Linked DNA regions of Mus musculus: regions 1, 3, 4 and 5 are each linked to region 2. The links are chromatin loops, found by intact Hi-C in ENCODE. Cell type or tissue: left cerebral cortex. All regions are shown on one strand.

Region 1 (5,000 bases), 68 kb after region 2:
AAGCATTAAGCCAACTCTACTGCGCTTCGGACGGAACATTTTAACCAGCTGTGATGGTTTGTATTTGCGTGGCTCAGGGAGTGGCAGGATTAGAAGGTGTGGCCCTGTGGAATAGGTGTGTCACTGTGGGTGTGGGCTATCAGACCCTCATCCTAGCTGCCTGGAAGCGAGTATTCTGCTAGCAGCCTTCAGATGAAGATGTAGAACTCTCAGCTTCTCCTGAACCATTCCTACCTGGATGCTGTTATGCTCCTGCCTTGATGATTATGGACTGAACCTCTGAACCTATACGCCAACCTCAATTAAATGTTGTCCTTATAAGTGTTGCCTTGGTCATGGTGTCTGTTGACAGCAGTAAAACCCTAGCACACCAGCTATATCAACCTGTGCAAGAAGTCCAGGCAAGGGGCTGGAGAAATGGCTCACTGGTTAAGAGCACTGGCTGCTCTTGCAGAGGTCCTGAGTTCAAATCCCAGCAACCATATGGTAGCTCACAACCATCTGTAATGGGATCGGATGCCCTCTTCTGGTGTGCCTGAAGACAGCTACAGTGTAGTCATAATACATAAAATAAATAAATCTTTCATTCTTTAAAAAAAAAAAAGATTAAGTACAGGCAACTGCAGGAAGGAGCAGGAAGTGGTGTGTGTGTGTGTGTGTGTGTGTGTGTGTGTGTGTGTGTGCATGTGAAGTGATCCAAAGGGGTATGCAGGACAGGCCACAGGGCCTGACAGGTTATGAAAAATAATAATGGGTGTTAGGGTTGTATAGCTCAGTGGAAGAACACCTGCTTAGCATGCCCAAGATCCAGGGTTTGGTCCCTAATGTTGCTGAAAAGAGAGATGGGGTGGTGGTGGAGAAAAATGTGCCTTTCTCCAGATACTGCTGTAAGTGAGCCTTATAAAAGGGGAAATGGTATGTGCGAATTCTCTTACAGCATGCTGTCTGTGGCTTTGAGATGCAGGGAGACTTCCGTGAGAGCATCAGGTGTATGGCATCAGCCTAATGAGCCTGGGGCCGCTCAAACCAACAGATCCTTGACCACTTTTACTGATTTGCTACCTGTCTCGTTCTTCTTCACTTCCCCCTCCGTTAGGATCTGAGCCACGAGCAGAGGCAAGGAGATCTCTCAGATTTAGAGGCCAGATTGGTTTACAAAGTGAGTTCTAGGACAACCAGGGCTGTTACACAGAGAAACCCTGTCTCAAAAACCAAAGAAAACAAGAACGGTAACAACAAAACCCTCTTTGGTATGACAGTGACAGCTACACCTTTCAGTGGCAGTTACTCAATTCCCAGTTAAGAACCACTGTCTTGTACTGAGAGGACAAGGTTATGTTCAGCTGCATCTCAGGCTCCGGTAGCTGGCAAGCAGGGAGGTATGGAAATCTCTTCATTGAAGATGTTACTGGAGGAGACTGGACTTGGGTGACACACTTGGGAGACAGAGGCAGGCAGATCTCTGTGAGTTCAAGGCTACCCTGGTCTATAGAGTGAGTGCCAGGATAGCCAAGGATACTCAAAGGAATCCTAGCTCAAAAAACAAATACAAACAAACAAACAAACAAACAAAAAACCCAAACAAACAAAAACAAAAACTATGTTACTGGAGGGGCCGGGAGATGACTTATCAGTTAAGGGCACTTGTTGCTCTTTCAGACCTGGGTTCAGTTCCCAGCACACACATGCACACACACACACACCACACCCTTTCACATAGATACTTAAGCATATACATAAGTAAAAATAAAAACTACTCTTAAAAAAATGTTCCTGGAAGGTTTGTCTGACGGGAGAGTATTCTGCCCACTCTATTCTTGTTTCTCCTGGCTTTCTCAGACTTTGCTCACAATGGTTACCTGCAGCCCTAGATAAAGCCTGGTGGAAAGCTGAGATTTGAGTCCAAGTCCTTGGAGGCTGCCTATCTAGAACACCTTGTGTGGCTGAGGTGCCACTCTGGCCACCAGATGGCGCCCGAGAGTTCCTGTTCTCTGCCGCAGGACCAGTAGTAACAGGAATTGACTGCAGAGAGAAGTTGCCTTAAAAGAGGCCTGATGCTTAAAGAAACACCGCCACATAGCCTCGGACTGGACCCTTGAATCTGTAGAACAAGACTCTACCACGGCAAGCACCACTGTCCAGGGTCAGTGGCTTCTTTGTCTTTGCCTTCCTGGGTTTTGATTCCATCTCTTCCATGGCTCTTAGTTGCTGCAACTGTTCCTGAGCCTGAGGGGACTGGGCCAGCCAGGAGGAGGGTGGCGTCAGAGCTCCTGGCAGAGCAGGGTTGGAGCTGGGATGCATCTGCAGAACTCTGGCTGAAAGAGTAGGAAGTGCAGCCAGCTTCGGGGCAGTGAGGACCACAGAAGCACAGAGAGCCGGCCTGTGAGCGCTGGCCTCTGCGGGACTTGATTCTGTTGCCTTGGAACTAAGGAGATTGGAGCCTTTGAATTTGATGTCTGGGGTCATTGGGATTTGAGAATTCTTGTGTCTTCTTCGGGTGGCATCTTTCCAAATACTGATGGGGACTCAGAGGTAAGTAGATTGAGGGAGGGGGCTCTAGACTCTGGGGTAGAGTCTTCTTATTGACTGTAGGAAAAGTCTCCTGTTGACCCTTGGGTAGTGAGGGCTGAAAATGGTTAGTTGATGGTCATTTGAGAAGGTCTCCTCCTCAAATTGCTTTTGATTAGCCTCATCTAAGCCAGCTGCTCTACCGTGCTCTTTCTGGTGCCTGACTGTGCATAGGGCCTGGGAAATGTGTGTGTGGTGTGTCACTGCCGCTGTCTGTCCTTGGGTATTGTCCTGGTATGCATCAAGAGTGTGAATGTAGTTCTCTGTCTACATCTTGTCAGGGGTACAGACCTTTACCATGACTCAAGCTGACAAAACATCCACAGGGAAATGAGATGGGGTTGGGGTGTGTGTGTGTGATGGTAGTTTCTGTTGTCTGTAGATCTGTCTGCTGGAAAAGCTAAGAGGGTGTAAAGAAAGAGAATAAAGGACAGAATCTTGGACCAAGCCATCTCTGACAGGCAACTCATGGGATGCCTGGCCTGGGGAATTTTCTACTTAAATTGTTTTAAATTTACATTTATTCATTTATTATGTCGGGGGTGGGGGGTGGGGCATGAGTGCCACAGCACATATGTGGAGGTCAGGAGAGATCAGAGGACAACTTATGGAGAGTCTGCTGCCTACCATGTGAGTCCCAAGGATAAAACTCATGATGTTCTCAGGCTTGGTAGTGAGCACTGTACCCGCTGAGCCCTTCCATGGCTCGAGGAATTTTCTTCTTTCCAGACCTCAGAACTGAAGATGAATTTTGAGAACAGTAAATGCTACTTTGCTCTACCTAGGAAAAGGGAATGAAATAGGGTTTGAAAGCAGGCTACTTGCCAGGCATGGTGACACACATGCCTCTAATCCCAGCAGTTCTCTGTGAGTTCAAGACCAGCCAGGCCTACATAGTGAGTTCAAGACCAGCCAGGGCTACATAGTGAGAATGAAAACAAAACAAAAAACAAACAAAAAAGTCCAACCACACACATACAAGTACACACCAGGAAACAGAAAAAACAGGCTACCTCTCTCTGGGTCTCTGAGAAAGCCAAGTTTACAGTCTTTCAGGGCTAATAAGATATCTGGAGGTCATCTACCTAATCTACCTTCTGCACCTGTGAAAACTAAAGTTGGAAAAGCCTGAGTCTGGCCTTAGGCAGGTAGGCAGAGGGCTAGGGACCTGGCCTAACACAGTCATCGGATTGCTTTTCAGCTTGTCTGAGGGGTCATCTGACCTGTTGTAGTAGATGTGGTTTTGTGTGGCAAACAGTTCTCTTTTTGTTTACTTATTGGTGCCCCCTGGGAGTTCTGGAATGGCACTATCTTGCCTTTTCGTGTAGCTCCAATTTCTCCTTTTCTGGGTTTAATGCTTCCTTTATTTATTTGTTCCTTCCTAGGCCAGTATAGCACTACCCACGTGGACTTGATTCATTTTCAAGTGTTACCATCTGCTGGCTGGCCAGTGGCTTAGCCTTTCTGTGCCTCCATTTCTTTACCTGTGAAATGGAGCTAACATAGCTCCTATCTTGCTTGCTTGCTGTTAGGGTCAGGCCAGGTGAACTTTGTAAAGCATATTGAGCAGCACCTGGCAGTTAGGCACCAATCAGGGTTAACTATTTTTAATTTCTATGACTCTATGCACTTTAAAATATTTTTATTTTATCGTATGAGTGTTTTGCCTGCATGTATATCTGTGCATTGTGTATGTGTCTAGCAACTGCAGAGGCCAGAAGAGGGTGTCAGATTCCCTGGAAACTGAAGTTGCAAATGGTTTGAGTTGGCATGTGGATGCTAGAAATCAAACTTGGGTTTTCTGGAAAATCACTGTCTCTCCAACCCATCATCTGTATTTTATTAGTTTATTCTCATGTATTACATCCCAACTGCAGTTTCCTCTCCTCAGCTTTTTTTTGGGGGGGGGCGGATTTGAACCCCTGCCTCAGCCTTCTTTCTGAGAGACTGGAATCACAGGTGTGCATACACAGCAACACCTGGCTTAACATGCATTTTTGAATGACAGTCAGCTGAGCTTTTGGCATATACCTGGTTATGTGTGAGTTCACATTGCTATAATAGCACTTTTGGAAGTTTACCTACACTGATGCTTCCTGGTTGGCCCCAGCAATAGAGACACTTTCGTTTGTTTTGCTAGCAGTGGCCACTGGGTGATCAGAGACTTTTGGGTCCTTCCTGTGGTGCACAGCAAAGCTGTGTTGCTAATATGAGAAAGGAAGGAGAATGGCGATATAGGTAACATCACTGATTTTGCATCCTGGCTAAGTAGTTGGTAGACTTGAGAGCTGGTTGTTAGAGAGGCAATGAGTAGTACAACCCTGAGAATGAATAAAGGGGGGAGCTGCTGGTCTTCAGAATGGGATTTATCTCTCTTCCACTGAGCCTCTCAACTCAAGGCTGCGTAACTAACCTTAAATCCTGTGATGGGG
Region 2 (5,000 bases):
GAACTGTCTAGATCTGATGGTGGGAGAATGTTTTATTATTAATCAATGCAGGAGGGCCCAGCCCACTGTGGGCAGCACCAGCCCTAGGCAGGTGGTTTTATATATATATATATATATATATATATATATATATATATATATATATATATATAAAAGCTAACTAGGCATGAGACCACATGTCGGCCAATTAGGAAGTAGCATCTGTCATGGCTCCTGCTGTACTTTCTTGGGCCATGAGTTCATATCCTTGTCAGAGGTAGTATTTCATGGACTAGCAAACAGTCCCCACTTCAGGTTCCTGCCTTGACTTCCCTCAACGAAGGACTTGTGACTTGCATATATATGTAAGATGAAATAAGCCCTTAGGTTGCTTTTGGTCAGAGAGTTTTATCACAAGATCAGAAAGGAAACCAGAACAACGGAGCAAGACTTGGAAACTGCTTCCTCGAGCAGGCACACTGCTCCCAAAACCCTACAAGCCCTACAAGGCCTTGTATCCTCCTGGGTCTCATCTAGCAGTTCCTGCCTCAGCCGCACGAGGGAGCCTTTGCCACTCCCTGCTGTCTTCAAAGTCCCCAGTCTCCTTAGGACTCCAGAAAGGGGCCAGCCTTTGAGGCTCTCCTGCCATGCAGAATGAGTTCCTTCTGAGCCCTGGGTGGCACAGGAGACTGGCGTGAGCTCGGGCAGCGGGGGAGGTTTCAGAACACAAGGCTATTTTTAACCTGGCACAGATGCCCTATTCCCAGCGAACGGAGGGGGTGGGGTAGGTGGGAAGCAATCTTGCCTTCCTGACTTATTGTTGTTTCATTAACCACTTCCGATGTTGGATACGAGGGGCATCACCTGGTTTCGTGGCTATTCTTCCTTGCCACAACCCCTTCCTGCTTCCCACTGCTCAAGCAGCGTTCTCCCCGCAGGGGGCAGAGAAGGAAGGGGAGAAAACGGGATTGACCAAGTGACGGTGACTAAGGGTGAGGAAGGGGTAAGCATTCTGTCTTGTGCTGTCAGCAGTGGGAGTGGGTCCAAAAAACCACTTAGCCCCTTAAATTGCTCACTTCTCCTCTCTCTAGTGGGTGTGCTCTAAATGGCTTGGAAAACCATTGCAGCTAATCAAAGGCAGCTGGAAGAGGGCCAGGCTGGACCCAGCAGGGGGCTGAATTGAGCCCGGATCCATTATCGCTACCCAGTCCAACATTTTAGTAGTGGGTTTCCGTCTGATTTCAGAGTGAGATGATTAGGTCATTATTTGTTAAATTATACCTTTTAATTAGTGGATCTATTAAAATGAAAAGCCTGAGAGAGGCACACAAGCCTCTGGGTTTTTGTTGGGGATTTATAATTACCACTGTTTAGAAGAGATTAGTGGGGGGGGGGGGCGGGCGTTAAAACCTTTTAAGAAAATCCTGGGAACAGAGATGCCAATAAGTAAGATATGGACCTTGCCGTTGCAGCTGTCTGCATCATTATCCATTTCTCATTACTGCAGAAAATGGGGGTGAAAGGGCCGAGGTCTAGCTCAGCAGTACAGCAACTCTCAGCATGCTGAAGGCCCTGGGTTCCACCCCCAACGCCCAAAATAATAAATCAAGGAAAAGATAATCATGCTTGGCTATGGCTTAGCATTAGAACATTTGCCTTGTGAGTCCCCAAGTTCCATCCCCAGCACTTACAAAGTCTATATAAAGTCACGCAGATTCTCTCTCTCTCTCTCTCTCTCTCTCTCTCTCTCTCTCTCTCTCTCTTTGGTGTTGGGGATGGAACCCAGAGCCTTACGAATATTCATAAATACTACTGACTGCTCCTCAAACCAGTTAGTTCAGTATTTTCCAAAGAGCGCGTCCAATACTGGTACTGAGAAACTAAAGGAGATCATGATTTTGGCCAGTACAGTGAGGAGTTTTAACCCATCATTCATTCCTTATAAGTTTGTGTTCTTGGGCGGTAGGGAAGTTGCGGGTGGTTAGGGGAGCGAGATACTGGATCTGTCTATGTAGACGTAAGCCTTTGGGGAGTTTGAGTTGGTCTTTGGGAGGAACCAGCAGGGATAATATGACGATGCTGTTTGGATTTGAGCTTCCTTCCTGTCGCTGTCCAACCTAGCTTTACAGAGTCCGCTGGTTGCAGAACGGCCTTAGTCCAGCAGAGGGCGCGTCACCGCCGGTTTTTAGACGCTCTCCGCTACAGGACGACACATTAGACCATCTGTGAGAGCCCAGCAGCATGGCTCTCCTCTCCCGCTGTGTTTCTTCTGTCTCTGCTGTCAGCAAGGAAGCCGATCTCTGCACACATTTGGTCTCTCGGACTATCAGAGGCCGCGGAGGCACATGCTCCGACTATTTTCATCTTTTTACTTAAAAGCAGCTCCTCGCTGCTCGCTTCACCACCAAGGGTATCTAAGCTACTTCTAAGACTTCCAGATCCGAAAGCCTTCCTTCCAGTTGCTCTATGTTCTGCAGACCCCATTGACAGCAGGCGGGGTGCCTCTCCCCAGTCTGACATGAGCTCTTGTCCACTGTTCCTCCTCCAATCTCCCTTAGACTTCATTACCGTGTCCTGTCATGGATCAAAAACCCCACGGGCACAGCTACTAGGAGCATCTTCTGTTCTCTGTCTCCAGGAATCAGCACAGCGTTTGATACAAACACCCCAGAAATACTCAATGCACAAATGAGTGCAGTCATGTAACTCATGTAAATTCAAGTTTAGGCTCTTCTCTCTCTCTCTGTCTCTCTCTCTGTCTCTCTCTCTCTGTCTCTCTCTCTCTGTCTCTCTCTCTGTCTCTCTCTCTCTGTCTCTCTCTGTCTCTGTCTCTCTCTCTCTCTGCACTGAGCAAGCTCTCTGCACTGGGGAAGCAGACATAAAAGGCACAGTTCCTGTCCTCAAAGAGACTGTAATCAGTAGAAGGCAGACATGAATCTGGGCAACTTGAATTTCCAGCTTCCTCTGGGTTGGCAGTTAATTTCACGCCCGCCACACAGGAAGGTTGCTGGCTGGCTGGACTAACACCCCCACCCCTGAAATTCAACCACAGAACTTGACTCCCAACCTTTCCTCGGGTTCTATTACTTGAAGCCCCAGCTTACGCTCTACATCCGATCCTTCCTATGAAACAGGACCACCTTGCCAAGGTCACGCTGATTGGACATCGGGGTTTGTCTGAGTCTAGTTGTCTCACAAGGAGGAAATGAGAAAACAGCCCACTGACGGGCAGTTTGTATTCTAAAGGCGGGCTTTTGGAATTGGTGGTGTTTGTTGGAGTTTCTTTGGTTTGGTTCAGTTGAGACAGGGCCTCACACTCTATTCCAGGATGGCGTTGAAATCATAACAATCCCCCTGCTTGCTGGTTTGATGCTGCAGAATCCGAGGGTAGGCCTGGTGCTTGCTTTTGCTTTCATCTTTATGCATAATAGCTGCTTACAGGAGCAGTAAAGAAAGATGCCTGTTCCCTGTGAGGGCCAACAGCATAGGCAACGCCGCCAGCAGACAGGCATTGCTTTCAGATAAACAAATGTCAGGTCCTACAGAGGCACTTTGGGATGGGAGGTAGGGCTATCACTGTGGCCCGAAGCAACTCAGACTCATTGCTAGGGCAGAATAGATGTCCTGGAAATGATTTGATGATGCAAAACTATGGCTTCTGAACAGGGCTGGAACGTGAAATGAATCAAAGAAAAGGCCACCGTGATTTTTCCTCCCTTCACTCTTGCAACAACAAACCCAATAATTTGATCTTGACGATTTCAGAGTATTGAAATTTTACCCCAACTAAATGCTTTGCTTTTGTGGCTGACGTCGTTTTCCAACCACACAATTACACCAGCTACAGCTGTGTGCACTGATGTGAATCAAATACTATCTGTCATTTGTAGTCTGCGTCTCCTCACCATAGCCCCCAGCAAGGGTCCCGAGGAACACAATTAAACCACTCACTGGATGGTTCACAGAGCAATTCTATCAAACCTCTGAAAAGAATGCAATAGGAAGGACTGCTTAAAATGTTACAGACTACAGAGGAAAAGCCACCTGAGCACAGAACTGGTACCAAACTCAGTGAAGGCTATGACACTATGACTGTCACTTACCTCACTAATTAACAGCAGCCACACACACACACAAAGCACAAACGAACCCCCAATGCATGTTATACCACAGAATATTCTAAGTAATTTAGGGTCTTTGTATTGCGTTTATCTGAGGAATCCGAGGATGGCGCATCACAGTAAACTGCACTGTCACCATGTCATCACTTCCAACTTTGGTCATTGTATACTAACTTATTTGCTGTTTTGTTTCACTTTTGGTTGATTTTTTTTGTTGTTGTTAGTTATTGTTATTGATTTTGCATTGCTGTAATTCGAACCTAGGACCTTGTGTGTGCGGGGCAAGTGCTCTCCCACTGAGCTATATCACAGCCCACCTAGATAGTTACCAAAGTCTTTTCTATGTGTGAAAGGTTGGGAATTCACTTTGGTGACCAGAGGACATGTCATCACTTTTTCCAGAAATTTGGATACGGTTCTAAAGTATGTCAGATATAGTTGCACATGTCTGTACCCTCAGTACTCAGAAACAGGGGCAGGAAGATTGTGAGTTCAAGGCCTACCTCAGCTAAATTCATGGTCACCTTTGCCACCATGTCTAATGATCTGAGTTCAATTCCCAGTACCCACACAGTGGAAGGAAAGAATAGACTCTCAATAATTATCCTCTGACCACCACCAAATGCTCGCCACGGCACAGGTACAGGGACGGACACACACACACACGCACACACACATACACTTATCTGACCACCACCAAATGCTCACCACGGCACAGGTACAGGGACGGACACACACACACACTAAATAAATTATATAAATAAATATGTTTAAAATTTTTAATGACTATGAATGACAACATCAGACCCAAGGAACTGCAAGATTAAAAGCAGAGGTGAGATAAAGAGTTCTATTCTGGGGCTGGAGAGATGGCTCAGTGGTTAAGAGCACTGACTGCTC
Region 3 (5,000 bases), 140 kb after region 2:
TCCCTGGCCTCTCCTCATCGATGATTCCCTTCCAGAACCAAGGCTCAAGACAGAGGAACCTTCCACCTTGCTTGCTGTAACCTGTACTCTGACATGTTGGAAACAGCAACACCCAGCCCTCCCGGCCAGTCGCTGGCTAAGAATGATGCCTGCAGCTTAGTGAGGCTGTCCTATAACTCTTGGCAAAGCCTAGAGGTACCACCCTGTTCCATGGTTGCCTTCCCTACAGCCCCCAGGAGGGTGTCTGCGTGGGCACTGGCCCTGGTGTGGTGCTAGGAACACTGAGGGGTTAATACCCGGTACCTTCCCTCCTGCCTGCTCTGGAGGAAGCCGTGTTGGAATTATAGACATAAATGCTGGCTTTTGAGGAGCCTGCTGCTCACCAAGTCCCTGCCAGGCCTGGGCACAACCCTCTCTCCCACGCCTGCCTGCCTTGGGCTCTGTCCTGCATGCAGGGCCGCATTCAGAGGACCGAGGGCCTCCTAGGGCCCACTTTCTGGGCCCTCTCTACCCAAAATTTGCCCTGTTCACTCCCTACGGATTGAGCTCAGTGTACAATGGTACCCAAGGAGGAGGGACGGAGGAAGTGACATCGCTTGGCCCGCCCCCACCTCCTTATTCCCTATAAAAAGCAAAATGGTGACTCAGAGAGAGGAGTTGGAATCGTCCTGCCTCCCGCTCCCACTGTTAATTTTTAGACGTGGAATTAGGCAGGAGGCAAAGGAAACACAGCCCCACATACGCAGCTGACATGCTATTAGGCGGGTGGAGACAGCAGAACCGCTCCTCCCCGACTCCCAGCAGCCTCTGACGGACTCAGCAGAGCCTGTGCCTGCTGGAGCTCCCACCCCCCTCCCCAAGCCTGGCTGTACAGCCCCTGCCCTGGCCCAGGGTGCATGGTGCAGCAGGGGCCATGGCAGCCGGGGGCCGCCGCCGGCGCCCACTGCGCTACCAGTCCCTGGCAGCCCTGGTGGAAGACTCTCAGTGGCCTTTCTTGTTCCTTGTCTCAGACTTCAGCTACGGTGCGGAGGACTACGACGCAGAGGGGCATGAGGAGCAGAAGGGGCCCCCCGAGGGCTCGGAGACCATGCCGTACATCGACGAGTCACCCACCATGTCGCCCCAGCTCAGCGCCCGCAGCCAAGGTGGTGGGGACAGCGTCTCGCCCACCCCACCTGAGGGATTGGCACCTGGGGTAGGTACTCCTGTTTACTCTTTTGGGAGGGGAGATAGAATGCCATGTGCAAGAAGTGGCCCGGGGTCTGCGTAGGACAGTGTCAGCAGTGAGCTTGGGGAGGGTGGGTCTGGACTTGTGACGCCTGTCATTTGGCTTCTCTTCCACTACCTGCTGCGCTCTGCTGCCCCTCACCTGTTCCCTGCTCTGCCAGCTGTTTGTTCCTCTGCTTCCTGGATGCTCTCACTCCCTTCCAGTCACCTGAGTCTCTCAATAGGATGGGGAGGGGGGCTCTGGAAGGACCAGGCTTTTCTATCTGTACCTGGCTGGGTACACATGGCCTGTGGGACAACAAATGTCCCCACAAAGCCAGTACTGGCCTCAAGCTCCCTATGGGATAAAACATTATGTTCCCCAGGATGTGGGCCTCCAGCCCTGCTCTGTTCCACAGGAAAGGAACAAGCCTGGGTACCTAACTTCCCTGCTGCCAGGAGAGGCAGGAGCTGCCTTCTCAGGGCTTTGATAGAGCAGGGAGATAGGAGTGTGTGGAGGATTGGAGTAATTAGAATTAGTGCTGTTCCCAGTGACAGGGATCAGCGCTCGGCCCAGCTCATGAGTGTACGCATCTGAAATACAAGAGCAATCCAGGCAGAGATTCCTTGGGGCTCTTTTCTGGAGTTGGGAAAAAGAATCAGAGCCATTTGTGTTGGTGGAGGGAACTCAGTTTCACCGGTCTTTTTGGTCCAGCTTGTCTAGGTATGTTTTGGGGGGTTCTCTTTCCTCTCTCTGAAGCCCCCGGGAGAGATTCAGAGATGCTATGCACTGCGTTCCCCTTCTCTAGGGCCTAATACCCCCACCCACCTGGAGGCTGCCTGGACTCTACCATTTGGAAGAACCCCTGTTCCTTCCCACCCTCTGCAGGCTCTCACCCCCTCTTCACACACTGGGGTGGCTGCTATAGCCTTTGGCAACAAGGGCCTTGGCAACCAGCATCCCACTTGGGGGAAGCCACATTGTTGCCATAGCAACAGAGGCCTAGGCAGAGCTCAGCACTGCCAGGTGGTGCAAGTTTGAGAAGGGATGGTGGGGGGCAGGTAGGAGGTGGAGGGGATGGATGTAGGTGTTGGCCAGCTTCAGGCTCCCCCACAGCCAGCATTCTTGGGTGCTTTTGCCCTAAGGGGGGGTGTGGTGGATTAGAGACAGCCATTTTGGCCATGTAGAGGCAGGGTGTCTGAATCAGTGGAGGAACGGTTGTTCTGGGACCTGGACTCAGGCCAACCGGGAGCAAAAAGGAAGAGAGAACTCTGGTTCTCCATCATTGCCTTCTGGTTGTAGGTTAGTGGGGTTCAGATCTCTCCTAGGGACTTAGCCTATACCCCTCTGTAAACAGGTTCAGGATGGTGCCCGTGGACACCCCACGGTGTCCGTGCTATAACCCCATGCAGTCTCTGCAAGCTCCTCGACCTCTTGTCTCCCTCTCCCTCCTTCCTTGTGACTACCTTGCAGGAGTATTTATTTATCCATAGGTATTTGGATTTCCTGGTGAGAAATCCTGTCCATGTTCTATGTATTGCAGGGCTGTATCCCTGCCTGGGGTTCTCAGCTTTGGCTAGTGGCTTCACTTTGTACCATTGTTCTTGATGGTCAGAAGGGAATAACTTGAATGGAAGATTTTGAAATGTTAAATATTTACAGAAAACTGCAGTACTTAGGGCTTTCAGTACTGATTTTTCACACCATTGACAGGTAGAGGGAGTATTGATGCCAGTTGGGAATGGTTGAGGCAATTCTAGCTGCAGGATGCTGCCTGCCCCAGCTGCCTCCCCAAGCTATAACCCCTGCCTTCCTGGAGCTAACTGCCTTTCTCCTCTTTCTGTTGGGTTACTGGCCCCACCTAGTGGACTCTACAAGTATTGCTATTTGTAATGGGATGCCTGGATTGTGCAAACCCCCAGTTCTTGTGATGATCTGGTTTTGTTTTTATAAAAGGGGTGTGTGTGTGTGTGTGTGTGTGTGTGTATGTGTCTATCTGTCTGTCTGTCTGTTGCTGTGTATATATGGCTTGGGGTATGTGTCTGTCTGTCTGCCTGTGGCTGTGTATATATGGCTTGGTGTGTGTGTGTGTGTGTATGTGTGTGTGTGTGTGTGTGTGTGTGCGCGCACGCATGCGTTCCTGCTACTTGGCTGTGCTCATTTGGCTAGGCAGTCTTTTCCTCTGCCAGGCTTCCTGTTAAGGAACTTGGGAACAGAGGGGACTTTTGAACCAAATCAGACAATTGTTCTAGATATTCAGATATCTAGCTTTTGGCACAGCTTGTCAGCTAAACTTTCCACGCCCAAACATGCAGCCAAGTTGTACCTAGGAAGGAGGTCAAAATTTGGTTTATGTGTTAGAAACCATAAAGCAAGTGGTGTGTGTGTGTGTGTGTGTGTGTGTGTGTGTGTGCTCGAAACTCTGCTTTCTGGCTATAGGACACTGGACAGGGTCATAGAATGGAGAGCCAATGTGTAGTCCTAGTCCCAAGTCCAGAGGTGTGAGAATCGGGGGAGTCAAAGGTGAAGATTCTAGGTGTAACTAAGCTCAAGAACACCTAATGTTTTAGAGACAAAGTCTGGGAAGGACTGGTGTCCCCGCACTAGCAGGCATGCAGGTGGAGCCCCTCTGTCTGTCTGAGAGAGGATTCTGTTTTCAAGGCTGTCCTGAAATTTACTTGATCATCCTGGCTGGCCTGACACTCATAATCCTTCTGCCTGGGTTTCCTGGTGTTGGATCATGCATGCACCACCGTTCCTGGCTGGAAAGAGCCCCTCTTTCTTAGCTTTTTTGGTTTCATGTCTTTAATAGACTGGCTGAGGCAAGGCCAGCTCACCTTGGGGAGGGCATCTGCTTTGCGCAGTCCGTAGAGTCTGATGTGAATCTCATTGAGAACCATCCCACAGACACCCAGGGTAATATGTAGACACCTTGTGGCCCAGTCAGGTTAGCACACAGAATGAAATGTCAGTGTCTTGTATCAGTGGCCTAGACACTGGAAATAGTATAAACTTTGAAAGTTGCAATTCTGTGTTCTGGCTATAGGACACTGAATGAGGTCATCAATACAACAGAGCACCACTCCTCAGGTCTGAATTGCTCCAGCTCCTCTGAAGGGAGGCTGTGAGGACTGGCCAGGGATTGCTCACAGGAGCCTGCTAGCACTGAATGCATTCAGTCCCAGCACTCAGAAGGCAGAGGCAGAGTTGCGGGTTCTAGGCCAGACTAGGCTACTACATAGTAAGCACCTGTCTCAAAACAAAACAAAAAAAATCCCCTAAGACATCTGTCATGGGCTGCGACCAGGAACCTTGCAAGGACTCCAATCTGGTAAATACCTGCTGGGAAATGGATCTGTTTGCAGCCCACCTCCTTTCTGGGTCTGTCGTCCCAAGTGTGGAAGCCTCAGCCAAGACCATGCTGTGATACTTTTCATCTTGGCTTGTGCCCCAGAGGTAACAGGTGAACCACAAACCCTGCTTTGCAGGTCTTTCTCAAGCCTAGGCCAAGCAGGGTGCCCTGGCACAGGGCCAGGGTCACCCTATTGCTGGTGGCTGAACTCAACTGGGAGTGTGTAGTTTCCCTTGGGAAAGAAGGTGGGGACACTCCCATTCAGCTGCAACTTCCTGTCCCAGAACCACAGTCTGCACAGAAAACCTCACTGCTAGAGATCACAGTCCCTGTCTCCCCTCTGGATGAGGTAGTCAAAGGGACCCCAAGGCAGAGAGAAGATCTGGGTTTTGTCTGTCTTCTACTTTGAATGTGTGTCACCCAAGGATGCCACCCTCTCTG
Region 4 (5,000 bases), 100 kb after region 2:
ATCACTCTGTCTTGTTTGCCCAACTGCAGGAGTGCAAAGACTTACATTGTTTTCCAAGGTCAAGGACATGGAAACTTACAGGGGAGGGATTCACAAAGCGGGTCATGCACGGCATGCTCCCAGAGGAGATGTGACTCACTGCCTGGGTGCCCTGTGATCATTATATGGAGAGGAACAGCCTGGCCTAAGGAGCTGACATGGGAGATTACATTTTCTTGCCTGACACCCTGACTGTCATGGAGACACCTGCCGAGCGTTAACTATCCCAGGTGCAGTCAGCAGCACTCTGCGGAGTGTTTACAGATCTCACTGAAGTGAGAATCCCCAACAGGCTGACCTCCAAACCGGTCTGAAATCTGTGCTGGCAAGTCCTGATGCTTGCTCCATTTCAGACTTACTAATTCACAAACACTTGGGCCACTGGGTGATGTCTTCCTTCGAGAGACTCACAGTAATTCTCCAAGACAAAAAGTTTTCCCTTTAAGAAATGAGTTGTAGGCTGGAAAAAGAGATGGCTCAGCGGTTAAGAGCACTGGCTGTTCTCCCAGAGGTCTTAAGTTCAATTCCCAGCAACCACATGGTGGCTCACAACCATCTGTAATGGGATCTGATGCCCTTTTCTGGTGTGTGTGAAGACAGCTACAGTGTATTCATATTTATACACACACACACATACATACACACACACACACATATATATATATAATAAATCTTTAAAGAAAAATGAGTTGAAGCTGAGCATGATGGTGCACACCTTTAATCACAGCACTGGAGGCAGAGGCAGGTGGATCTCCGGGAGTTCAAGGCCAGCCTGGTCTGCAAATTGAGTTCCAGGACAGGCAGGGCCATACAGAGAAATCCTGCCTCAAACAAAACAAAACAAAACAAATAAAGGGAAACAAATGAAAAAAAAATGAGTTGTGTAGGCAAGGATGGAGGTGATGAAGTATTCCCAAAAAAGATGAAGTGAATGTGTAGAGTAATTGAAGACCGGGAAATCCAGAGTCCTCAGGTATGGGTGCGCCTCTGGCCTCCCTAGCCCTGCCTCTTAGCTCGCCTCTCCTCCCAGCCCCTTGCCGTCCTCATTTTCTCTCTGCCCTGGCCCTGGTCCCCAAGGAACTCCTCAGTAAGTGCTTGTTAGGAAATTGGTGTGCGGGGGCAGGGTGGGGATGCTGGTCCACTCATCAGGAGACCAGGCCCTTACCTGATAACTCACCATCTCATCTGTGAGAGTGAGTGGGGAGCACCGGGCACAGTTAGGTGGGGAGTATGGGGACTTCTAACAAGGACTGTGACCACTGTGTGGTTAGGATAAGGCAGGGCTTGACTTCCAGAGTTGGAGATAAGAGGCATCAAGCTCAGGGCTGCTAGGAAGGAGCTGTGACAGAAGAGTGGATCCATGGCCTGAGAGGCCACAGGGAGGACCTGGGAAGAGATCAGGATGTATGTAGGTCCAGGAAGCCAGCCTGTGTGAGTAAATATACACTGAACTTCCCTTCACCGTGTCAGTGTAGGACCCACGGACCCACTCACAGGTGCCCGGATCTGTGTGAAAACCAGCCATGATGAAGACTGCCCTGCTGTTACTGCACAGCTTTATTCCAGAGCAAGGGATTATTGGTATTAGTGATGAGTGTTAGCTGGGTGCTCAGCTCCAGTGAATCTTAAACATCTCACTTCTGCCCGGGTGCCTATAACCTCCAAAGGATTGTAGGGAAAGAGAAATCCCACAGCTGCAAAGCCTAGATTTAAATCCCTGCACTCCCACTTAATGTCCAGCATTAAAGCAATTTAGGCTGCTGCCTTCTCTCCTCTCCTTCCCTCTCTTCCCCTCCTCTCTATACTTCTTCCTCATCCCCTTCCTCTCCCTCTCTCTTCCTCATTCCCTCCCTCTCCCTTTCTCTCTCCCTCTTCCTCATTCCCTCCTTCCTTCCTTCCGTCTGTCCATCTGTCTGTCTGTCTATCTCACAGAGGTTGGATTGCCTCTGCTGTTCTGAGTGCTGAGATTAAAGGTGTGTTCCAAGCCCATAACCTGAGGACTCTGGATTTCCTTGTCTTCAATTATTCTACACACTCACTTCATCTTTTTTGAGAATACTTTATCACCTCCATCCTTGCCTACACAACTCTACAACTATTTTAATGCCCTCCTCTCGTTGATGAAGTATACCTCACGAGGCTCATTTGGAGGCTCAGAGGGGAATGGTACAGTACTATTTGGTGACAGAGGCTAGTTAGAACACAGTGAGACCTTAGCTTAGTTCTTAAAAAGCCTTAATGTTTGGATTGTTGGGGCTTTCTGAAAAGCGCAGGTGAGGTGCTAGACAGATGAGCTTTGTGGGCCTCAGTTCTGTGTCCTTGAGAAGGGACAGTTTGGAAGGCTAGGCTAGGGCACAGCCACCTCCTGCCCTCTTCTCTTGGCAGCAGCACCCCCTGGAGGCTGGAAAGTAAACAACACTGTCTTTAACAGTCTCTCTACTGTTTCCTGCCTCACCACATCCAGAGGAGACTGCTGTGTACCTACCTGATTTCCTTCTTGAAGTCCAAACCTTGTTATGTTTTAGTCATTTGAAGTGGCAGGTACTACTTAGTGGGTTCTCTATGGCCTTCACTTTCTCCATAAATTATTAGTGGGGCTGTGGGCGCCACAGGACAGCTGTTGTCCCAGTCATCTTTACACACACATGCACATACACACTAGTTTGGTTGGGGTTCACACCCTGTGTGCTGGTTGTGTAGACTTGGTGTGGAAGGGTGGACATTTTGTCCGTTTGGTTCTGTTATGGCTGTACTTCCTAGGAGAGTGTGTGAGACACAAGAATTACTTCTACGGGGAGGGAGGGAGGGAGGGAGGGAGGGAAGGAAGGAGGGTGACTCCAGATTCATTATTTTCCTTAGAGCCAGAGAGATGTGGGTATGAATATTGATTTGACAGAGCCATGTTCTCGTCTGTAAATTTGGGCTATAGTGATTCCCGACTGGAACAGCTACAGGTTGACTCAGTTGTAGCGTTTGTAAGCCACGCCCATGAGAGGCACCTGCTAAGTTATTTTCTGCCTTTTACATGTGACCAGCGGTACAAAGGACTCTGTTCTTGGCCATGCTTGTATTCTCCCCTGGGTCTTTCCCTTTGTCTTCAGTCAGGGCTTGTTGTGGATCTCTGTCCATGTAGCCCCAAGAGACTGCACCCCCAGGACCACACCCTTCTTCATTCGTGGACCCTATGGTTCATGCACATCACCCCATCCTTGAGTGAGTCCAAGGTCTAACCTTGGACCAAGGATCCAGAAGGGTATTTCCCCCTTTTAAATTTGAGGTAGGGCATCTGTCTGGTGGCGCACGCCTTTAATCCCAGCACTTGGGAGGCAGAGGCAGGCGGATTTCTGAGTTCGAGGCCAGCCTGGTCTACAGAGTGAGTTCCAGGACAGCCAGGGCTACACAGAGAAACCCTGTCTCAAAAAAAAAAAAAAAAAAAAAAAAAAAAGGCTGGTGAGATGGCTCAGTGGGTAAAAGCACCCGACTGCTCTTCCGAATGTCCGAAGTTCAAATCCCAGCAACCACATGGTGGCTCACAACCACCCGTAATGAGATCTGATGCCCTCTTCTGGTGTGTCTGAAGACAGCTACAGTGTACTTACATATAATAAATAAATAAATCAAAAAAAAAATTTGAGGTAGGATTTCACTGTGTATCTAGGTTGGCCTCGAACTCAAGATCCTTCTGCCTTAGCCATCCCAGTGTTGGCGTTATGAGCATTCACAGCCATGCCTTGATGTACTCCTAATATTAACGGCAAAAGTTGTAACAGCTTTATTGTTTGATTATGGTCTACAAGTCTTATCTACTTACGTCTTCCCAACTTATCCATGGCGCTTTAGTAGAACTAGTTTCCTTTGTATACTTATTATATACTTTATTCACTTACACCCCCCCCTACACACACCCCCCAGAGAAGAGTCTGTTTCTCTTGACAAACTACCCCTGGTCTATGGCACAAAAGGCCCAGAGTCCTGGCTCATTATCTGAGTCCCAGGTTCCCTGTACTTTGAGCATAATTGAGACTTTGTAGTGCTCTGGGCCTGTGGCTATAACAGTGGCTCTCAGTGATATGGGAGGCATGAAACATGGCTGCTGTTTGTTTTGTTTTATTCTTTTTTGAGTAAGGGTCTTAACGCAGGAGAGCTCCATCTGCTTCTGATTCCTGAGTACTGGGATTAATTTAAAGCATGAGCCACCACACCTGGAGGAAACCTGGGTTTCTCTTATTCCACCTCAGCTACTTGCTGGCTGTGTGACCTCAGGGGGTCCTATAAAAGCCAAGAGGTAAACTACCCCCCTACATGTTTTTTCATTTCTATTACATATGTGAAATACATCATATATGTAAAAGTACATGTGAAAGATCGGGTTTGGATTAATAGGGACTAGCAAGATGTATGCGTGTTCGTGGTGGCGCATGCCTTTAATCCCAGCACTTGGGAGGCAGAGGCAGGCGGATTTCTGAGTTCAAGGCCAGCCTGGTCTACAGAGTGAGCTCCAGGACAGCCAGGGCTATACAGAGAAACCCTGTCTCAGAAAAAAAAAAAAAAAAAAAAAAGATGTATGTGTGTTAAGTTTTATCATTACAATCCTGAGAAAATACTATGTATCTTGATGTTTTTGTTTGCTCATACAAAGCACCCCAGACTGGGTGCTCACACAGCAGGAATATGGCCCTTTCTCAGTTCTGCACACCAGAAGCTCAAGTAAGGTGTCAGCAGGGTTGGTTCCTTCTGAGAGTTGAGACTCTGCTGCCTTCCTATGGCAGTTGCTGAGCGCCTGTGTAGAAACCACCAGGATTCAGTGCCTCTGACTTCTCCCAGCTTTCTCTGTCTGTGTTAGGATTCCTCTTTGGTAGGATATACAAGGCACATTGGATTAAGACCTGCCCCCCCAGGACCTCATGTAAATCTCATTACCAATATAGATAGCCTGTTTGCAAGTCAGGTCATATTCTGAG
Region 5 (5,000 bases), 120 kb after region 2:
GCAGGAGAGTCATAGCCACGTGGAGGGCCTGGCCTGTGCAGCTGAGGCATGAGAATCAGAGAGTTCAAGGCCAGCCAGGGCTACATAGCTTCTGGGTAGCCTGATCTATGTAAATCCCATCGCAACAAAACAAACAAAGCAAACTCAAGATTTGAGGGCTCCTGGAACCAGCACCTTCTGAAGGACGACGTTCCAGATTCCCAGAACAACGTGTTGAGTTTCTTGTTTTACCAGCAGGAGGGTGTCTGTGAGCTGGCATAGGAAGAAGGAAAGTATGGGCGTGGCATCTGTGAGCCTGGGATTGGCCAGATGATCACATAGAAGAGCTGGATTCCTCTGTTAGTGTTCTTGGTTATGTTATAGGACCAGGCTAACCCTTGAAGCCCTGACTTACCACAGGCAAGGCTGCCTCTTGCTTACAGGTCCATTGCAGGTAAGCAGGTTAGTTGGGGACCATCCTGGATGGCGCTATGGCCTCCAAGGCCCACGGCCTCAGTGGATGAGGAAGAGTGATTGTACATGGTTTCTCTCTGCCTCTCTGTCTAATGTCCACTTAAACTTTGGTGGCCAGAAGTGCTCACAAGGCCTCGTCCAACTGCAGAACAGCTGGATAGGGTGGACCTTGGTGGATCCAGAAGGAGAGGAGAACGGGATATTGTTGAGTGCTGGACGTCATGTCCAACATGACACCTGTGAGAAGGAAGAAGGCCCCCAAGCTTGCCTTGTGGCCAGGGTGGTCCTGGCATGTGAGTGTGTGCCACTGGGCTGAGCTTTCTTACTGCCATTGTCTCATGGAATACTCACAATGAAATTATCATTCCATTACACTGTTGAGGAATCCACAGATCCAGGCCACAGCCTCAACCACAGCCACCTGCCCCAAGGTGATGGCTATGGTTGCTGGCAAGTGCTCACTTATGCTGGAGCTGACCAGAGTAGTGGATGTTAGAGGTGGGTGGGGAACCCATGTGTGTCCACTTGTGCATAAGGAGATGGGCTTGGCTGTTCCTGGGCTCAGATTTCACCTGGCTTTGCCTCTATAGCCCCAGAAAGTAATACTGTTGTAAATTTTAATGAGTTCTCTTTGAAGCAGTAAAATCACTGCTGTTCTGTAGCCGAAAGAGGGCATGGGGACCTCTTTTAGTTCTGCTAGTAAAAAAAAAAAAAAAAAAAAGCTTTCTGAAGTGCTGGTAACTGAATCCAGGTGTTCATGTATGCTAGGCATATGTTCTGCCACTGAGCCACATCCTCAGCTTCAACGGTGGAGTTCTTTTAAGGTTTGGGGGGGGGGGGCTCTGGATGGAGAGCCAGCAGCTGGGACGGAATGCCATAGATAGAGTGAGGTCTCCCAGCCACATTGAGTAGAGTGCCTGGGTTGTGTGAGGTGTGCAGGAGTGTACAAGTTGGGAGTGCCTTTGTCCACTTCTGTAGGGTAGTATGGAAGTGGGGAGCCATATGCCCTTGGGGATTCTGGAACTGGTGGCTGCCAACCCATAGCATCACTCTGGATCTCTCACTGACTCCTCTAAGCCTCACGATACTTTTCTCTGAGCTGCCTGCCCCTTACTGCTTCTCAGCACTGGATTGAAAATCATTTAATGTTTCATGAATACCCTAAGGACTCATAAAGGCATTTATGGGAGAGGGCTCTGAGGAGGCCATTGCAGGCAGGTGATAAGAGCCTTTGGATTTGAAGATCATTATCATGATGGTCATCCCTGTCAGACCTCCTGGCTGCTCCCCCTTTTGTGGCTTTGTGGCTGAACATTTCCTACTGAGGACAAGGAAAGACAGAAAGGAGCCTTAAATGAACCCAGTCCAGGTTCCTTACTTGTTATCACCCCCAGGATGGTCCTGAGGGATGTTAGCTCTGACAAAGGTTAGAATTTCTGAAGATTGGTCAGAGCAACCTCCTGGACCCTACACCTTAAATAGCCAAATCAGTTGTTCTGAGGAGAGCTTAGAAAGCGTCTTAGGGACCGGTGTCAGTCAGCCAGCCAGCCAGCAGCTTTCCTGTACATGTGCTATGTGAATTCTGTTCTCCGTGCCTGAGTAACGGCTTGCAGACCAAAGCCATCTTTGCCCTCTAGTCTCCTGCCACCTAGTGGACAAACCAGAACATACCATTCAGAACGTGCCAATGGAAGCAGACCAACAACACTGTACACAGACCGTTTATTGTTGTTACTTTGGTCTCGTTGACCAAGTGATTTATTGTCTGGGAAATGTCCTCCTTATCGAGTGTCTCTCATTGTTCTCCAGGATATAATAAACACCCCAGTGACAGATGAAGAAGTGGAGGTGCCAAGAGAACGAACAACTTGCAGAAAACATAGAACTAGAACCTGGCCTTTCAAAGCCCTGGCTTGGCCTCAGTCTCATTAAGCAAGTGATAGGCTCCAGTCATGGAACTGGGGGTCAGCTCCTGCCCCTGCATCTGGCCTGTGATATCTTAGGAGGTATTTCTTGACTGGCTAGATTATTCACACATACAATAAGTCTCCCCTTCATTATGGATGGAAGGACATATGTTGGTTTGGTAGTGTCTGTCTTACATGTTCAGTGCACATATAACTGCCTTTCCTTTTTTTTTTTTTTTTTTTTTTTTTTTTTTTTTTTTTTTTTTTTCCATTTTTTATTAGGTATTTAGCTCATTTACAATAACTGCCTTTCCTACAGAGTAAGTAGGGTAGTTGTTTTCCTTTGTCTTGGTCAGGTGTGATGGTACATGCCTAGAATCTCAGCACTCAGCAGGCAGGAGCAGGATGATCATAAAATCAAGGCCAGTTTGGGCTATATCATGAGATCCTGCCTCTACAAAAGGGATATAGGAACTGAGATGGCTCGGTGGGGTAAGAGTACTTGACACATAAGCCTGAGGAACTGAGTTTGACCCCTAGCACCTCTAAAAAGCCAGGAGTCCCTGCACACCCCTGTAACCCTAGCATGGCAGCGGTGGGGCTGGGGATTAGAGACAGGAGAATCTCAAGGACTTTGTGGACAGTCTAGCAGAAAAATGGTTAGCTCCAGTTTCAGTGAGAGACCCTGTCTTAAGGGAATAAGGTGGAGAAGGGTAGAGGTACACGTGAGTACATACACAGAGACACAGGTATGGTTCAGAGAATTTGGGAATTTTAGTTTGCCTAAGGAGAAAATTATATCAGAGCATAAAAAGAAATCAGACTTGGTTCAAAGAGCAGGCTTTAAGTTGGGCTCAGTTGTTTTATTACCTGATGGCCCTGGTTGACAGGTGGAATTTCTTTGAGCCTCAGTTTGTGCCCCATTTATGTACAAAGGGGTAGATAATGCAGTGAGCAGTAGTACTCTTGACAGCCTGCCTAACTTTCAAGGATGGAATGAGCTCCTGGCTGTAGGGTTGCTGTGTACACTGGAAGTGATGCCGATCCCAGTCAGCATTTCTGTCCAACCCCAGAGCCTGGAAACTGGTGAAGATGTCCCCTTTTCTACCCTGAGCAAGTCGGCACACTTCTGCCCTTATATCAAGAAATGAGATTTCTTTTGTCTCCGACTTGGGAGCCCCGGCCTTCTCCAGTCGACCATGGTCTGTGCCTCCCTTCTCAGAGGAATCCTGGAGGTGGATGATCAGATCCCCATCTCCATGGCAACCAAAGAGGTCCTGCTGCACTCCCACAGAGGGCCTTGAGTCTGTTCCCAGCTGTGGGGGTGGAGCCAGAATGGAGAACTCCCAGTGACATTAGCCACACACCAAGCAGTGAGCTGCCACATGCCATTGTCCAGGTGACCAGCTGTCCCTGTGCTGACTTAGTGGTTGGATGAAGGTAAAGGAGCCATACTATGCTATAGATAATTGCTGTATGCTGACTCAAGGGACCTGGGTGAAGGAGCCATGGGCTAGCTATGCTCCTTGCCTGTTCACTGTATACAATCAGATCAGAAGAAAACAAAGCTCTTCCTGTACCCTGCCTTCTTCTCTATCCCCAGGCAAACTCTGGATCCCCTAAGAGTTCCAGCAAGCCCTGTTTCTTGCCAGCAACCTTTCCAGTGCTTAGGGAGGTGATGGCTTGCTGCTGACTGTGTTGTAGGGCTGCTTCAGAGTCTGAGCTCCGTTAGGCTTTGAACTGAGTTCTTATCTTAAATTGGTAGATTTCTGCATTTCTCAGATGTGGAATTGCACAGGGTTGGGGGAGTGTTAATAGCCCTGGTGTGACCTACATGAACTCAGTTCAGATCTCTGGGGTGGGAGCTGGTCACCAGGAGCTTCCATCGTGTGTGAAGTCGAGAACTTAAGTCTTAAAAACTCAGCATGTGAACCCCAGAGGTCTTTGATGCCTTCCTCCATGCTGAGGCTACTTGTCAGAGTGTGATTACTGCAACTTACAGAAGGTGCTGTGACAGCTGATAAGATGCTCGTCAGGTCCACCAAAACTGTGTGTAAGGGTCTGTGATTCATGGAAGAATGACACCCTGGACTGAAATGCAAAGAGTGCTTTATTCTGCAGAAGTCCAGCACGCTGGGGTCTCCCATCACCAGAACAGAGAGGCACCCAAGTGAGATGCAGGCCTGAGTTAAAGCACCTTAGGGAATTCCAGGGCAGGTGACCTCTATGTCAATCTGTTGGGCCCATCTCTAAGGACACTGGGGTGTGGGGGCTGGAATGTTGCTGGAGAGGTCTGGAACTGTTACTGAGGAAGTAGCTGAGGAAGTCTGGAAACTGCTGCTGACCCAGCAGTGTCCTTGCCTCAGGCCAGGTGGAGAGGAGGCTTCTGAGGCCTGGACTTGCCTGGAATTGCCAGTTTTTGGAATCAGAAATTTAGGCTTAGTCTCCTTAACTGCCGATATGAAGCCTGTCACGGAATCAGCCTAGCCTTTCTCACCTGTTTTTGTAGTATACGACCCAGGGGATGCTTGAGGGCATTCTGTGCCAAGGACACAGTTGAGGTTGCACTGATAATAGCGCTGTTGTTTATTTAGTGCTTGCCCTGGGCACTGCATATATTTTTCCCATAACAAGTCAATG

What was found. Peaks named below come from ENCODE experiments on the same cell type or tissue, not always from the same donor. Only the 100,000 strongest peaks of a DNase experiment are listed, where the experiment ranks them.
Region 1: a loop joins it to region 2, with 3 times the contacts of the local background. A loop is called at or near these places in 9 of 42 quality-filtered maps.
Region 3: a loop joins it to region 2, with 9 times the contacts of the local background. A loop is called at or near these places in 13 of 42 quality-filtered maps.
Region 4: a loop joins it to region 2, with 11 times the contacts of the local background. A loop is called at or near these places in 23 of 42 quality-filtered maps.
Region 5: it touches region 2 in a loop (7-fold over the local background); 26 of 42 quality-filtered maps call a loop at or near these places.

What each region holds. Positions count from the first base shown.
Region 1 is chr11:76,575,039-76,580,038 of GRCm38, reverse strand. It overlaps a transcript of Abr not described here. Among named protein-coding and RNA genes, the nearest start is that of Abr, 6.2 kb to the right of the region's middle. In left cerebral cortex, a CTCF peak has its summit at 1,965 (motif pointing right); DNase peaks (open chromatin) are centred at 1,977 and 2,239; H3K27ac peaks cover 747 bases.
Region 2 is chr11:76,643,314-76,648,313 of GRCm38, reverse strand. The region is part of intron 1 of Gm46288 (a long non-coding RNA gene); the gene reads right to left. Among named protein-coding and RNA genes, the nearest start is that of Gm46288, 19 kb to the right of the region's middle. In left cerebral cortex, CTCF peaks have their summits at 535 and 2,138 (motif pointing right); DNase peaks (open chromatin) are centred at 550, 1,080 and 2,144; H3K4me3 peaks cover 1,192 bases.
Region 3 is chr11:76,505,083-76,510,082 of GRCm38, reverse strand. Abr (active BCR-related gene) reads left to right here. Exons shown (of 23, transcript NM_198895.2): 2 at 1,011-1,195. Among named protein-coding and RNA genes, the nearest start is that of Abr, 64 kb to the left of the region's middle. In left cerebral cortex, CTCF peaks have their summits at 3,064 (motif pointing left), 3,974 and 4,178; DNase peaks (open chromatin) are centred at 669, 2,164, 3,061, 3,322 and 1 more place; H3K4me3 peaks cover 2,991 bases; H3K27ac peaks cover 3,499 bases.
Region 4 is chr11:76,538,598-76,543,597 of GRCm38, reverse strand. All of the region lies in intron 1 of Abr (active BCR-related gene), which reads left to right. Among named protein-coding and RNA genes, the nearest start is that of Abr, 30 kb to the left of the region's middle. In left cerebral cortex, a CTCF peak has its summit at 2,438 (motif pointing left); a DNase peak (open chromatin) is centred at 2,428; H3K27ac peaks cover 818 bases.
Region 5 is chr11:76,522,228-76,527,227 of GRCm38, reverse strand. All of the region lies in intron 1 of Abr (active BCR-related gene), which reads left to right. Among named protein-coding and RNA genes, the nearest start is that of Abr, 47 kb to the left of the region's middle. In left cerebral cortex, a CTCF peak has its summit at 2,106 (motif pointing left); DNase peaks (open chromatin) are centred at 2,075 and 3,665; H3K27ac peaks cover 2,212 bases.